Linked DNA regions of Homo sapiens: region 1 is linked to region 2. Evidence: chromatin loops called from intact Hi-C (ENCODE). Cell type or tissue: gastrocnemius medialis. All regions are shown on one strand.

Region 1 (8,000 bases), 250 kb after region 2:
GCCTGTCAGCAAAGGAGATAATGTGTGCCCAAGCTCAGCATGTCTGTGAGACAGAAGCAGCACGGGAAAAGAGGAACACTGAGGATGTGGCTAATTGGGGTAATGGGGCTTCTTCAGGCTCTTTCTTCAGCTCCATGTGGTTTCTCATCTCAGCACACACTTGGAGCGGAGCAGCCATTCCTCCCGGGGCTGAGGACCCAGCTCACATGGAACATCTCTGGCCCACATGTTCTGAACCCCTGGGTTTTTATTATAAATCCCTGGTTCTGTTTGTCTCCCTTGGGAAGCCACGGGGAAGCCCCTGCCCTGGACCAGGCCTCAGCATTTCTCAGACATAAGCGGTGGCCCAGGCTGCTAAGCACTCTCCCTGAGGAGAGAGTGTGGGGCAGTGAGTGGAAGGCCTGGCCATCAGCCCAGTGCTTATCCGCCTCGTGCCTCCAGCCTCCAGGGGCCCGGGATGATCCTTCAGACATAGTCCTCAGGCCCTGGGGCTGACCAGTCATCTTGGTGTCGAGAGTTATTATTTCTTGCCATGTCAGATAGCCTTGAAGTGTTGATGCATTGCCAGGCAGCCAAGGCTGTTTCAAGGATGGCTGAGTCTGAGCTACTTATCAAGAATGAGTGCTCTGATCTTGGGTGGACATGTTTCCTCTGGCATCTTCTAGCCTCCAAGTTACTGCTTTCCCCTTTTTAGTTTACTGTAAGCTGGAGAGATGGATTGGCTCTAACCCAAGAAATAAGCACTTCCACTCACATAGAGGCCCCACAGAGTAAAAGCGGGAAGAATGAGCCCTCAGCCAAGCAGCCAGCTTGCCAGCAGACATGTGATCTGGGCAGATGACACAATCTCTTTGTTATTCAATTTCCTCTTATGCTAACTGAAAATAATACTAGCACTTACTTCCTAGGGTGGTTGTGGGTATTAAATGAGTTAATATTTGTAAAGCACTTAGAACAGAACCTGGAACTTATTAAATGCCGCATTTGTTAAGATACATACTGATACACATGCATACGGATGCAATAGGGATGGCATGGACGTTTGTGCCTTCAAAGACCTGGGTTTCAAGTCCAGGTTCTCTTTTACTGTCTGGGTCACTTTGGATGAATTACCTGCCCTGTCCAAGCCTGTTTCCTTACCTGTAAAATAGAACCAAAATACCTACCTAGAGTTATTTGAGAATGAAAGCAGGTATATATGAAAGCACAGAATCAGGCACATATGTGGTACTTAACAAATGTTTTTTCTTCTCTATTCCCTCGTAGGCCTCTTCCCAGTAGTCTCGCAAAGGCATAAGCCAATTTCTTCCCTCAAATCGGTGCTACTGTCTTGCCTACAATGCTCTGTTTTGTCTTCTTCCCCTCACTATTCTCTGCTTTGTTACCTCAGGAAACTTCTAGTGCTTTCTCTAATACTCTGAGGGTATTACAAATTCTTGGAAATGTTTAATTACAGCAGTTTTGAATTTCTAAGGAGCCAAAGGAGACCACAGGTCAGCTGGCATTTTCCCAGTACTGTCCCCACTGGAGGAGGTTAGCACTTTATTTGTGCCTGTGGGTGGGTGTGAATGTGGGCATGGGTAGGTGTTGGGGGGGGTGGCTCTCTCACACAGGCATGGGCTGTGATGTGCTGTGTCCACTCTGGATGTCTGAATTCTGGCTGCAGTTGTCAATAGAATCCATCTAGTGCCAGTCCCTCTCTCAGTACAGTCGGATGGAACCCTTTTACTTTGGACTTACAAAACAACTAAAGGGATGAAGCAGAAAGAACTACTGTTCTGTGAAACTTGCCCCGATTCATCATCAGGCTGTGTGCTCCCTGTTCAGAGACCATGTCCTCTTCTTCTTCTTCTTGTCCTCCAATCACCTTTAGCCATCAGATGCCCAATATTCATCAACCTCATCTAACCTGTTTCCTTGCTGTATCATCCTGGGCAATTTACTCAATGTATTAGCCCGTTTTTGTACTGCTATAAAGAAATGCCTGAGACTGGGTAATTTATAAAGGAAAGAGGTTTAATTGACTCATAGTTCTGCACGGCTAGAGAGGCCTCAGGAAACTTGCAATCATGGAGGAAAGGGAAGCAGTCACCTTCTTTACAAGGTGGCAGGAGAGAGAATGAAAGCACAGGAAAAACTGCCACTTTTAAAAGCATCAGATCTCGTGAGCACTCCTTCACTATCACGAGAACAGCATGGGGAAAACTGCCCCCATGATCCATTGAGTCTTCAGTGGAAGTGGGGACAGATGGTGTTGGGGTTAAGAGTCCTACATTTGGGTGAGCATCAGAATTTCCTGGTGCTTGTAAGAAAGTTAGGTAAGTTACTATTCCAGACCTATGTTCAGGAAAGGGCCTATGCAGTTGGGATTTGAGAATCGGAGCCTGTATTCCGACACCAGCCCTGCACCTAAGTATGGTCTTGGACAACTCTCTGACTTGTGGTTTCTTCACTTGTGGAGTGGAGATAACGGTACGGGCCCTCCCATCTCCCTGCATCATTGTGAGGGTAAAATGAGAAGGACAGGTGCAGGTGCTGATCATGAGTACAGGACACTTCCAGCTCCCTCAGCTATCGGTGTAATCCCCAGCTTGACATGTAGGCAGCTGCATTTTGGGGTCATTTGTGGCCTTGGGGACACAGAACTAATAATCAGGATTTTCCAACAATGTATTCAAATAAAGTCTGATGACTTCCGGCAGCTCTCTAACCATGAAGAATTATAGAACTTTCCTGGTACAGTAATACATTTAGAAAACAAAATAGAATCGCCATCTAAATAACTGAATTTCATTTTTTTTTTCAGGTCTTGATTAGGCATAGAGTTTGTCTTCTTAGGAATTAAGCCCAGAAGAGATAACAGTTCCAAACCACGCAAAAACATTTGTTTGACTAGGCTTTCTAGTAAAACACCACTCATCTTTCCTTCCTTCCTTCCTTCCTTCCAGTCTTTATTTCTTGACTGTGGTTCATCTTCTTTTTAAAAAAATTATCTCTTTTATATTGAGGCTTTCTATAAAGCTTCTACAAGTGCTTTTTGGAAGTAAGTTGGATTTAAGGCACGTGTAAAAGCCTGTGTCTCTCAAATTCCTCTGCCTAGAGTGAAACAGAATCTTAGTGAGAGATACAAAACAGCATTCTCTGGATTTACCCAAATCCATTCTGCAGCTGCTCCAACCACACACATCCTCACATCAAACTCATCCCCTAAAGTCTGGGATTCTCCAGGGATTATCTTACAGATACTGAGCATGACTGCCCACTGCTATGTGTGGCACCTGCTACCTTCTTCCTCACCTGCCTCTGCTTACGGGACTGGGGTCTCCATTGCTGCTGACAACCAAGGCAGCCTTAGAGAGCAGCACGTCTATGCTGGAGCACAGTGGAGGTGCCCACCACCACCACCCATGACACAGCTGCATCTGCACAGGGTCAAGGACACTGACATCAGCCTGGCTTTTGGGGCTGGCTGGTGCTGCTCTTGCCCCCTGCTTCCTGTAACCTAGGGATGCTTTTGTGATGAACTATTTTTGTTTACACTTGTTTTTTATTCCAATACCCTCATCTCAGGACCCAGGCGCAGGACTTCCCAGGACTTCTGGCCCTGGGCGCTGGGCCAGAAGACATCAGAGTGACAGGCACTGTGCTGTTCCTCAAACCCCACCAGGACCACCCCAGTCTCCATTCTAGTCCTGGTCCAGTGCAACTGAACCTAGTAGGTGCTTCTATTTCCCCCTCCTGTGAAGAGAGTCTTTCCTAGGAGACTCCATCACTCAGGTATGCAGACCCACAGGTAGGTTGAGCCACACATCATCCTGGCATTCACAGACTTACATCTAAATCCTAATCAGGGAGAGGAAGAGGACACAGCTATCTTAAGCTCAGGTTCCAGGTACAAAGTAATGAATGGGTAATTGGATAAATTACTGAATAAAAGAGGGAGAGAGAAATGGAATGAAAAGAAAAAGGGAAGGAAGGTAGATAAGTAAAAAGAAGAAAATAAAAGATTCTGGAAAGTAGTTCCTAACCCAAGTTCCAATCTCTCTCTCTCTCTCTCTTTCTCAATCATGATGGGATGGGGAGGGCAGAGGAATATGTTAGGACAGACTCCTCCACTTCCGTTCAAGTACCAATAACTAGATGTAGAAAGAAAGTATGCAAATTAGAAGACTAATGTTCTAAAATGAGTAAGAGCCTATTTGCTCACTCTTGGCTCTTAGGAAACTAGAGAACTCATGGGGAAGGCAGGCAAACAGAAGCAAGATTTCATCAGAACACTGGCCCCTTGTCAATTTATCACTCTGGTGAAACAGCGTGACGCTTGGGATTTCCCCAGAACGTCAAACTGCAATTTTACATGTGCTGCTTGGAAGCAAGCTGTGTAACTTCCTGTAATAAGGATTTCAAGTATTCAAGCAATAAATCTGAGATGCCAGAGCCTCTCTTAACACTGTCCTGTAGCTCAGCAACTCCAAATTAGCACAGCTCCACACATCCAAAGCCTGGAAAGGGTGGAAGATGAATATGAACGGACAGATCCCTCATGCTCACCCTTGGTGGTGAATTGAGTCATCAGCTGAGTATGGAAAGGAGTGGGGAACAAGCTCACAGGCTCTTTGTCTCCTTCGACTTTTGTTTCACATTTGCCAGGAGGTAAGGCCTTCATACCTGCAGCTGGGTCAAGTATCTGGAAACACGTGGGCTGCCAGCAGAGCCACTTCATGTCAGCATCAGAGTACAAAGTGAGTGTGAGACTGAGTGAGAATGTGAACTGCCAGGGTATTCCTACCCGTGTGGCCCAGGCCTGGCTGCAGGGAGGGCAAAGTCTGGCTGCAGGGAGGGGAAAGGTCAGCTACAGGTCCCACCACACATGTCCTCCAACTGCACTTTCCTTGTTCTAGCTTGGCATCAGCCCACCTTGCTGTGTGCCTTGCATGCCTCCTTCCTCTTCCTTTAGGAGGGGATAGAAGGGTCCAGCTGAGGATAAATACAACAATCAAGTCTTAGATAGCATTTGACAGCTATTTGATGAATGAATAAATAATAGATGCATAAATAAATGAATGAACAAATAAGCCAACAACTGGGTGTCAACAGGCAGACACGCACATTTTACAAATAGGTATTTCCCTACTTCTCCAGCGTGATAGAGTGGAGATCAATGGCTTTCACAATATCTTGTTAAACCTGAAAGTTTAACGAAAATATTCTCTTTTACTGAGTCCTTGTTAAATTAAAGAAAATTAGAAACAGCTACATATAGCCAGGGTAGGGGAAGGGGATGGTTGGGTAAGAAACCGAGAAACTTGAAGAAGGGGAGCAGATCATTCTGGTGGAGTAGGGACACCTGCCTTACCTGCACTCAAACATTCCCAAGTGTCGACTCCCAATTCCCAGTGAAGGCTGGAGGGGTGATGTTAATACCTCACACTGATAATCCACAGTGCCTCTCCTCAGGGTCCGCTGACTCTGACACCTTTCCCTTCCCCACTCTCCTCCCTCTTCCCTTCTAGCTCAAAGTTTGGGTGAGACTGAAAAGCCAATCTGGCTCCCACTTGCAGAGGAATCAAGGCCCCCAGAGTTTCAGAACCCAGAGGGCCCTTCGCTTAACACAGCACCTTCCTGAGAACTAGAAACAGGCGTCCCGATGGTAGTCACAGCTTCACAGGTGCATGGGGAAGTGAATGAAGATGTTGCCTTGTGTTAATTAGAAAAATATTCAATATCAGTCCTGGTCCTGGCGGGAAACAGATGACACAGTCAAAGTGGATAATGAAGGAAAGTGTGAGGGGAAGGCACCATTTACAAAGACGTGGGTGGGATTTAGGCAAACCTGCAAGGAATGGTATGGTATCCTGGGGCTAGCAACAGTGGGGAGCCCTGAGAGACAAGGAGAGAGAGAGCCCTGTACTGAGACAAAGCAAGAACTGTAGCTTTGGAAGCTGTGACCTTCAGAAAGGGAGAGAGACAATCAATGGCCCTCAGTAAGGAGAGGAGCCAAGAGAAACGCTCTTCCCTTTGCTCTCCTGCCAGCACCCCCAACGGTGGAACTCAGCCAGGTGCTGGAGGGAGGGGGGTGGGCCATGTCATCCACACAGGCCAGCCAGCCAGGGCACAGAGGAGGGTGGGAAGTGGGTCCAGAGAGGTGATGGGAAGCATCCTCATGGGTACCCCTTTCCCAGGCAGATGCAACCCTGTCCGTACACTCCCAAGGAGCCTCGCACAGGCTGCAGGTCAGCCTCGCTCTCTCCCGGGCCAGAAGCCCTTTTGCACGGCAAGACTTGCATAATCATATGTGACAGTCCTAACAGCCTTTGAGGACTATACCCCTTTTCATGTGTAAAAATATTACAAAAGGATCCCATGTCCCAAAATAAATAGAGAAAAACAAAACATTGCAAGCAGCTATCTCCAGCAACCATGTTTCTATTCTTCCAATTTGGCTCCACTTTCTCCACCAGCCTTTTTTTCTCTTCAGCAAATGGCACAACCTTCCACCTGGTCACCTGAGGCAGAAACCTGCTATTGCTTTGACCATCTCCTCCTTCATCTTCCACATCCAAATGAATGGTCACCAGCATGTTGGGTCCCTGCTGGAAGTCCATCACCACCTGTTTATTCCTACTGCATTGCCACAGGCCCTTATCCATCTTCCCGGACTCAACACTATGATCATTTCCAAGCTGAGCTCCAGCTTCTGCATGTATCCAGCCCCACTCGGTCTTCCACTCTCTCACATCCCATGGCCAGAGGTATCTTCTAGACAGAGAACATTAATATCATCTCATCACTCCACTGCTTAACATCCTTCTGTGGCTTGCCTTTTCCCATAGGCAAGTTCAAATGCATGCATCCAAATGGACGGCTCTTTACCGTCCTGCCCCATCAGGTCTCGCAGCTGCAACCCCCTCTCCCACCATATCCCTGCCCCCTTCACTCCCCTTGCTCCCTAACACTGACCTTCTTGCAATTCCTCCAAAGTATCAGGCCTCCTCCCACCTCTAGACAAATGCCCAGGCTGTTCTCTCTAGCCTGAAATACCCCCGCCCCTCCACTCCATCCAACTAATGCCTGCTTATCCACCAGACTTTTGGTGATGCATCTGTTGTTGTTGTTGTTTGTTGTTGTTTTGAAAACTGCATTGACCCTCTTTCTCTTTCCCTGCAAGCGGACTCAGGCACCTTTCATTTGCACCCATTCTCTACACTCTGTGAACACTCTTGTGCACCTCTCTTGATGCCACTGTGTTCTCACTGTTAATCTCCTTGTCTTTCACCCTCACCATCCCTGTAGCCCCATGGCCTAGCACATGCCTGGTTCTGCCTATCACAGGATCTGTAAGGGCTTACTGAAGTGAAGTAAGTTGTAATGAAATGAAAGCTTCCTAGGTTGGTGCTGCCTGACCTCTATCCAGTTAATCTATGATCAGGGTGGCTGTTGATTCTGTGGTACGCTATGCCTGTTTGATTCTTTATGACAGAATGTGATTTGCCTTGCTCTATTTTCATCACAGTTTACATGCTTTTAAGGCAAGAGAACCCCATTTTCTGATTTCTAAAGATTTCCCACCCAACTTCTGTTCAAATATTTTGTCAAACAATGGAAAAAGCCAAAGGCAGTTAAGTCCATGAATGGGGTTACATTGCATAGGCAAATAAATCTTCCCCTAGCTCTCTCCTTTCAAAGGGATGGCCTCAATAAATTCTTCAAGTAAGCTACTTTAAAAATATCTCTTCTACCACTATTTACCTCATTTGAATCTATCTGAATATGGAACAGAGTAGGAACATGTGAAATGTATTAGGTAAATCTTACATTGGTAGGAACCTCGAGTAAAGAGCTTGGGATACCTCTGTATTTGCTCCTTCACTCTTCTTACTTAGTAACTCCCATAACTCACATTTCTTTTTTGTTTAATAGTGTGTTAGGCACTTTTCTAGTTACATAAGCCGAAGGTCACTTTAACAGCAATAACAATTAGAATTTGCAGTTTATAGAAC
Region 2 (8,000 bases):
TGACCGTCTCCAAAAAAAAAAAAAGGCAGAAACCAAATCTGAACAGACACCTCATGTAATGATGTAATTACTTCAACAACTTCTGAACTCTTCTAATGACATAGCTTAGTCTGTATAGATTTTTATTTTTACTTTTGGTAGACACATATATTGTTGACTTAAATTGATCTTTTAATGAGTGAAAAACCCTCCCAGTTCTTTTTTACATGGACTGTTGACAAACCTCATATCTCTGACTCTGCACTTGTCCCAGTGAATATTTGTACTCAAACACTTGGCTTCACATTGATGCCTTTGACACTCGTTTTGTTGTTTGTGGACATATTCATTTTATCTGCCCGGTCTTTTTGAATTTTTTTTGCCTTTGCCCAGTAGATTGGTTGGATGTGCACTATGCTGGATGAATAATTTGACCATTTGATGACCAGGCCATCCATCTTGTCAGTTGAGACATTGCAAGAGTCTAGTCTAGAGACCCTTGGCACACCAGTAGAGACCCCTTTTGGCTCACACTTGCTGGATAATCAATCTGTACTTCCTTTTTTTAGCCAGCTATGGATGCTCCTAATCGTTCTAATCTTCAACCCACATAGCTCTATATTCCCCACCTGGATGCCATGAAAGCCTTTTCTAAATGCTTTTTTAAAATTCACAGCCTATATCTACATTATTATAATTATCATAAAAAGAAAACAGGCTGGAAGCAGTGGCTCACATCTGTAATACTTGCATTTTGGGAGGCCAAGGAGGGCAGATCGTTTGAGGTCAGGAGTTCAGGACCAGTCTGGCCAACATAGTGAAACCCCATCTCTACTAAAAATACAAGAATTAGCTGGGCATGGTGGTGCATGCCTGTAATCCCAGCTACTTGGGAGGCTGAGGCAGGAGAATCAGTTGAACTCAGGAGGTGGAGGTTGCAGTGAGCTGAGATCACTCCATTGCACTCCAGCCCGGGCGACAGAGGGAAACTCTGTCTCCAAAAGAAAAAAGAAAACAAAAGGTCCTTCTATATCATTAGCTGTCCCTTTGTTGAGCAGAAGTTTCAAGACGCAGTTTCCTTTACTACTTGCGAATGATGCTATTGCTACCACGGAAGAGTTTCTGCTTTTCCACATTTTTGCCAGTACTTGGTATGATCAGATTTTTTAAATGAATTTTTCTGAGGGTGGAATGCTATCTTACTGTTTTTGTAATTAGAAATTCCTACTCACTAGTGAAGAAGAGCATGTTTTATATTCATTGACAATTTGAGTTTTCTTTGATGACTTGCCTGTTTATATTCTTTGCTCATTTTTTTGAATTTTCATTTTAAACTTAATATATCTTGATATTTCTAGATATGTGCACATATAGAGTGCTAGTATTTTGTTTTTAACAACTGCAGAATGTTACATTTTATGGATATAGTATGATTTATTTAACCATATTCTTCTGATATTTAGTTTTTTTCCTAGTTTTTGTTTCCTACTATAAACATTGCCTTACTTGATATCATTTGGCTAGTATATCCACAGATAAGGTTCCATTCCAGGAGGAAATTGTAGATTGTTTTTAAAGTTTGTGCATTTTATATTTTAAGCGATATTATTAAACAGCTTTCCAAAAATGTTGCACCAATTTACACCCTTTCCCCAACAGGTATCTCATCTGTTGTGACGATGTGTCAGGACAGGGCTATCTGTGTTCTTCAACTGACTAGGCCATTTGTACAACATGCCCTTGGCATTGTCTTCACTTGTCTCTCTCTCTTTTTTTTTTTTCCCCAAGAGAGCTCTCTCCATGGTACAATCATCCTCTCTTGCCCAGCTTTCCACAGGATTCTGGGGGAGACTGTATTTTCATTTAGCAAGCATTTGCTCTCCCTCTCCCATACCCCCGCCACCCCTTTATGGGAAGAACATATTATCCCACTGATGTTGGGTTGGCCATGTGACTTCCTTCAGACATCAGAGTGCAAGTGAATGAGGCATGAGCAGAGGCTTTACGTGTGCTTGTATGGCTTAGCTTCCCTCCTGTGCCACTGCCATTTTCCATGAGAAGAGCATGCCCCAGGTGGTTCTGGTTCAGAATGAGAGACACAGGGAGCCTGACCCACAGCCTAAAGCAGTCACACCAGCCAACCCACTGATCCGTGAGTGAGAAATACATGCTTTTATTGTACTTGCCGAGATTTTTGGGTTTGGGTTGTTACATGGCATGATTGCAACAATTGCTGACTAATACAAGCTTCTCACATTTATATTTTCAAAATGCTATATACTTGGAAACATATATATATTTTTACAGAAGTGCATAGCATATTTATGATTGTGTTACACAGGTTTTCCTGCTGTCTTTGTCTTTTCCTTATTAGATCGGTTATCCCCTCTTTTATTTTCCCTTATCCTACCTAAAGAAGTCTCCTTTCCTTTCCAAGTAATCCATGTTAACAGCCTACAATGCAGCCATCTATATTTTCTCCATATTTATTATATACTTATATACAATAATATGAATGCATATATTGCAGGAATGACATTCAAAATATGTAGCAAATACGTACTGGCTGCAGTATGCACAGCACCAACCAAACACAGTGAACGCTTGCTAAAATGTCCAATATGGTTTTATCAGTGTACACTGGCTGAATGCCAGCCCTGCACACACACGTACACATATACACAACAGAAATTTCTATCATTATGTTGTTTTACAAAAATGGAGCAATATTATGAACACTTTTACCCTATATTTTTAATGATTGTTTTCCACACAGTACCTCATTCCTTAAATTTCAACTCCAATATGGCTCTATTCATTCCATTTAATTGCTGTATAAAGCCATATTGAATGGGCTAGATCTATCAGTGTTTATTCAACAGTACCCTATTAATGGCCTTTTTCTTTGTACTGGTGTTTTTGCTACTGGGAACAATGCTGCAATTAGCATTCTTGTGCAAATATTGATGTGTCCTGGTGCTTTTATCTTGAGAGCATCAAGTCCCCAGAATGGAGCAGGTGGATTGATTGAGTGGTAAATTTTGTTAGATGACGTCAGATAGCTTTTCAAAGTTCAGTAACAATTTATATTTTTTGCCATCAAGATTTAAAGAAATCCTTTCCCCTACATCCCACTCAGCTATAAGTAAGTGGCTTTCTGATTTTTGCCAGTAAGTATAGGTATACAATAATGATCTGCATTTCCCAAACTGCTAGTGAGCTGAACACTTTTTCATGTCTTGGCTACTTGGATCTTCTCTCCATGTCTTTGCTCATTTCTCCATTGCGTTTTTTATATCCTTGTCAATATGTAGAACCTTTTTTTGCATATTGTAGGTATGAATCCTATGCCTACATTGAAATACTTTTTTTCTTAATCTACTATATGTCTATTGTTTTGGCGTAGGTTATCACTGCCCTAGCAAATGCTATCATGAGTTTAGGAGTGTGCTGCATCTTTCTCATGTATTTCTTTATATCTCTCTCCCCCTTCCCTCCCTCTGTTCTCCTCCCTTTCCTCTTCTTTCCCATTTCTTTCTCTCTCTGTGCCTGTTTTCCTTCCTTTCTGTGTCTTCCTCAGGATCTCCTTTTTTCTACCTCCTGCTCTGTCTGCTTCCTTTCATCTACTCCTTACCTCCTTGCTTCTCCAGCTCCATGGGAATACTCATTTTCAGTGCAGAGAGCACAGTGTTTTTCTGCTTGTGTCACTTACAAAACCAAGTCAGACCGAAGAGGTATTGCAGAGCAGCCCAGTAAGGGGTTAAAGCAGTATGTTTTCAAAATCGGCTGAATGTAAGTTCCTTTGGGAAGGTTTTTCTTTTTATATGGATCCCCCAGACCCATCCTCAGAGGTTTTGATTCTGTAGGTCTGGATGGGTGTCAGTGGGTATTTATTTCCAAATCTATCCAGGTGATTGCAGTACCTGGCCATCTGTGGGTGAGTGCTGGCTCAGGGAAGTTGGACATGTGCTCCCCAGTGTGGGGGTAGCTTGCTTGGGTGACTGGACAACACAGGTTATTGCAGTCTTAGATAATTGGCTTCCACAACCACCCAGCTCAGCACAAGACAGCAGGGAGGGGTTCCAGCGGAGTAGAGACAATGGTGAAGTCGTGGTCTTCTGGCCGGATTCTGCATCTCAAATGGCAGCTTTGCATGAATGCAGCCGCAGTGTGGCAAATGGGCACAGGGGGGCAGTGTGGCCCCACGTGGCTCCGAAGCCCTCTGATTCTGCATGAGGCCTGACCCGGGCTGGAATGCCGGCTCCAGGAAAGCTGTGAGCTGGTGAAGGGCTCTCCCACTGCCTTCTTCCCCTTCCACTCTTAGTCCCTGTCCCACAGAACCTGGCTTTCAGATGATTAAAGTTCATCCACCATTTACTGAGCATGAATTATCTCATGTCGAACACTGTCCTGGGTTATTTCATTTAATCTTCATAACAATCCAAGAAAGGCATATGATTTCCACCCTACGCAGAGGAAGCTGCAGTTTGGGGAAGTTAATTAGTTTCCCAGTGATGGCAGAGCCAGGATTGAGACCAAAGCCTGTCTGACTCCAACCCCAGTTGAGTGGAATTCTTTGCATTCAGTAACTGCTGCTCAATACAGGTAACAAATAGTTGATTCTGAACATATTAGGTGCTAATTTACCAGTTAATTTATTCATGCACGCTGATTGTTTCCCCTTTCTTCCTTCTTTAAAGAGATCAGTAAGAATAACCGAGTTAGCTAAGAAAGCTCAAAGCCCGAGGTCTGTTTGGATTTTAACAGGAGACTCTGAAGAAACAAAGAATGAAATAGCTGATGGTGAAATAGTGGCCATGGGGTTGGCTTCTCCATTCAACTAGGCCAGGGTATCACACTAAGAGTCTGCAGATCAAATGCAGGATTTTATTTGGCTAACATGATGTTATTTAAAAACCTAAATTCCAGTGGTTTTGTTGTTTATTTAGAGACAGAGTCTCCTTCTGTCGCCCAGGCTATTCCAGTGGTTTTAGGTGGGACATCTGCTTTGCAGTTTATCACAATCCCACCCTTCCCCTTTCTGTACATCTTTCTGCTTTGCTCGTTGATGCTACCTGCCTGGCATCCGCTAACAGCAGTGCCGGGCTGACGGGTCCTGTCACACTCCTGCAAGATGAGAACTGGCTTTGGGCCCTGCTCTGTCTCTTTCCCTTGCTCCACTTCCCTCCCAGGTGCTTCCCTCCCAGGTGCCATCATTGGCCCTCACACCTGTGTTGGGTGCGTCAGTCAGTCTGCTCTGCTGCTTCTAGCACCCAGATCAGTCCCAGGTTCGCCAGGGCTAAATTTAACCTGCAGCTGCTTCATCAGATGCTCGGGTATTTTCAGCCCTAGGAGCCTCGGGTGGCTGAGCTGAAAGTAGCTGAGGACTGCTGGCCAGGGCTTACGTCCAGTGTTGTGGATTGAAATTAGCATCCAGGTTGGTCCAAGGTCTTGGCTACCCCCCACACTGTGCTTCCATTTTTCTTAACTGAAGATGAGGAGAAGAGAGAGAAGGCAAGAACTGGCAGAGAATAAGACAACACAAAATAGATCCTGGGATCCCTCTGAATTTGCTCCATCATTCCTCCCTTCTCCACAGCCAGGAATGCCCCTCTGGTTGGTGGCCTAGCAGAGGGTACAGTCTGCATCACACAGTGAAGTGCTGCCAGCTGGCCTGTTCTCTCCCAAGCCACTGTTTTGGGGAGCCACCAGCCTTGCTCTGAGCTCCAGCGTTCATGTGTCTGTCATTCAGTGTCCTTTCCTGACATGGGCATTCACCAACAGGACTATGTTCCCCAAAGCCTTGGCCCATGACCTCTGAAAGTTCCCTGCTGATGTGTGCTGTGGAGTCGATAGTCCCTCTGGCCAAGCAAGCAGATGCGTGTGCAAAACTGCAGGCTGTCAGTGGCATTTACAAAGAGAAGAGGAATGTGGGTCCAGAGATGGGGCAGGCGGCCTTGAGGGGAGGAGAGGAGAGGAGATGCATGTGGAGGGGGGTTGTAGCCCCTAGGTCCTGGGGCCCTGGGATGGAGGAGGTGCCTGCCTGGGCATGAACCATCCTGCCTATCCTCAGCTGATGTCCTTGGCAACAGGCTGTCAGCCATCATCAAACCTCCTGTGAAGCCAAGTGAAGCAAAGTCCTCCCTTTCTCCCTAAATCCTACATGTCCAAGGCAGGAGATGTTCCCCTGACTACTACTTTAGTAGGTGCCCAGTGGGTGGCACCTCTAGCCCACAGCTCCAACACTAGAAGGGCTGTAGGGATCCTTTGTTTGGATCTGCTCATGTTACAGACAGGCAAGCTGTAGCCCTCAGAGGTTGTAAGTTTCATGGCTGGAACCCTGACCTCCTGATATGAGTCCTCAGCACCCTTCTCTCTTTCACGCCAATATTCACAATACCTAACAATCAGGATTCTGTACCAGGCACTATTTCATTTTATTTGTTTGAGACAGGGCCTCGCTCTGTCACCCAGGCTGGAGTGTGGTGGCATGATCACAGCTCACTTCAGCCTCAACTTCCCTGGGCTCAATCGATCCTCCTGCTTCAGCCTTCTGGGTAGCTGGGACTAGAGGCACATGCCACCATGCCTGGCTAATTTTCCATTTTTTGTAGATACGAGGTCCCACTATGTTGCCAGGGTGGGCTCCAACTCCTGGGTGCAAGCGATCCCTGCCTTGACCTCCCAAAGTGCTGAAATTATAGGTGTGAGCCACTGTGTTGGGCCCACCAGGCACTATTGTAAACACTTCTCAGGTATTAACTCATTTAGACCTTGTGTGAGGTAGGCACTGCTATCATCCCCATTTCACAGATGAGGACGCTGAGACTCAGAGAGGTAAGTGACTTGCCCAAGGTCCTGCAGGAATTGAAGCTGGGTGTTCTGGCTCCAGAGCCCAAGTTCTTCACTACTGTGCATACTGCCTCTCGCAGGACTTCCTGGGACTGCCTATTTCATGTCCATCTCCTGCACCAGATTGTAAACCTCTTGATGAAAAGGATTCTGTTTTAGTCCCCCTTGGGTCCCCCAGATTACGCCAGAGCCCAACACAGTGGAAGCTCAAGCGAATGTTGGTTGAATGAATGGAAGAAGAAAAGCATCAGTTAAACCATTGTTCCTTACCCTGCATTTCTTGGAACCAATGTCTCTGAGAGCTTCCTGAGTATAGGGTGGGACATTTTGGCCTCTGGGCAGAACCCAGCTGGGTAAGAAAGCAGCCCTTCCCTGGGTGGGACCCTCCTGGCTTCTCGCTCCGCCTGTGTGACTATGAAGCGGGAGCGCTGCATATTTTCTTCTTCAGAGCAAACACCTGGGTTGATTGTTTTGGCAACTGTCCTGCAGACTGAGGAGCACGCGGAGCATGTGGAGTGTCCGGCTGACTGCTGTGACTGTGGCAGCAGCGTCACCTCTGTGTGGGGCCAGAGACAGTGAGGGCTCCCTCTTTTGTGCCTCAGCCGCTGTGTTCTTGAGGCTCAGACCCACAAAGGTCTCTGAGTATCCAGTTTTCTGAGGCTAATGCAGGGGAAGGGACCCAATGTGGGTAGGGGTAAGGTTGGGGTGGGGTGAGGGGTGCCGAGTAGATGGGGCTTGCACTGGGACCTGGGAAACATACTGAGAGTCAGAGATTTGCATGCAGCTGTATTGCATGTGGACTGGGGAAGCCCCGTGGGGAGTCAGGGTGGCTCTTCAGAGGTCCTGAATTGAGGCAGTGGGGCTGAGCTTTACACCCTCTTCATCCACCAGTTATGGGGACATAGTGGCTGCCTCAGGGATGGGAGCAGACCTTGGGCAAGCAGCTCCTTAATTAGAAGCAGGCTTCCTAGAAAGGAGGATTTGTGAGCCATCAGCAAGCAACACTTGGGCCAGCATGGTGGCTCATGCCTGTAATCCCAGCACTTTGGGAGGTCAAGGAGGGAGGATTGCTTGAACCCAGGAATTTGAGGCTGCAATGAGCTGTGATCACCCCACTACACTATAGCCTGGGCAGCAGAGTGAGACCCTGTCTCTAATAAATTAATAAG

The links. A loop is a pair of places that touch in the nucleus more often than their neighbours do. Peaks named below come from ENCODE experiments on the same cell type or tissue, not always from the same donor. Only the 100,000 strongest peaks of a DNase experiment are listed, where the experiment ranks them.
Region 1: it touches region 2 in a loop (3-fold over the local background); 2 of 110 quality-filtered maps call a loop at or near these places.

The regions. Positions count from the first base shown.
Region 1 is chr7:106,420,844-106,428,843 of GRCh38, forward strand. No RefSeq gene overlaps it. Among named protein-coding and RNA genes, the nearest start is that of NAMPT-AS1, 140 kb to the left of the region's middle. RefSeq lists enhancers at 3,912-5,111, 4,495-4,594. In gastrocnemius medialis, no CTCF peak of the experiment used is centred here; DNase peaks (open chromatin) are centred at 478, 798, 2,503, 4,328 and 1 weaker place; H3K27ac peaks cover 2,781 bases.
Region 2 is chr7:106,172,690-106,180,689 of GRCh38, forward strand. No RefSeq gene overlaps it. Among named protein-coding and RNA genes, the nearest start is that of SYPL1, 64 kb to the left of the region's middle. RefSeq lists a silencer at 4,056-4,195. In gastrocnemius medialis, a CTCF peak has its summit at 4,166 (motif pointing right); DNase peaks (open chromatin) are centred at 4,162 and 5,272; H3K27ac peaks cover 2,062 bases.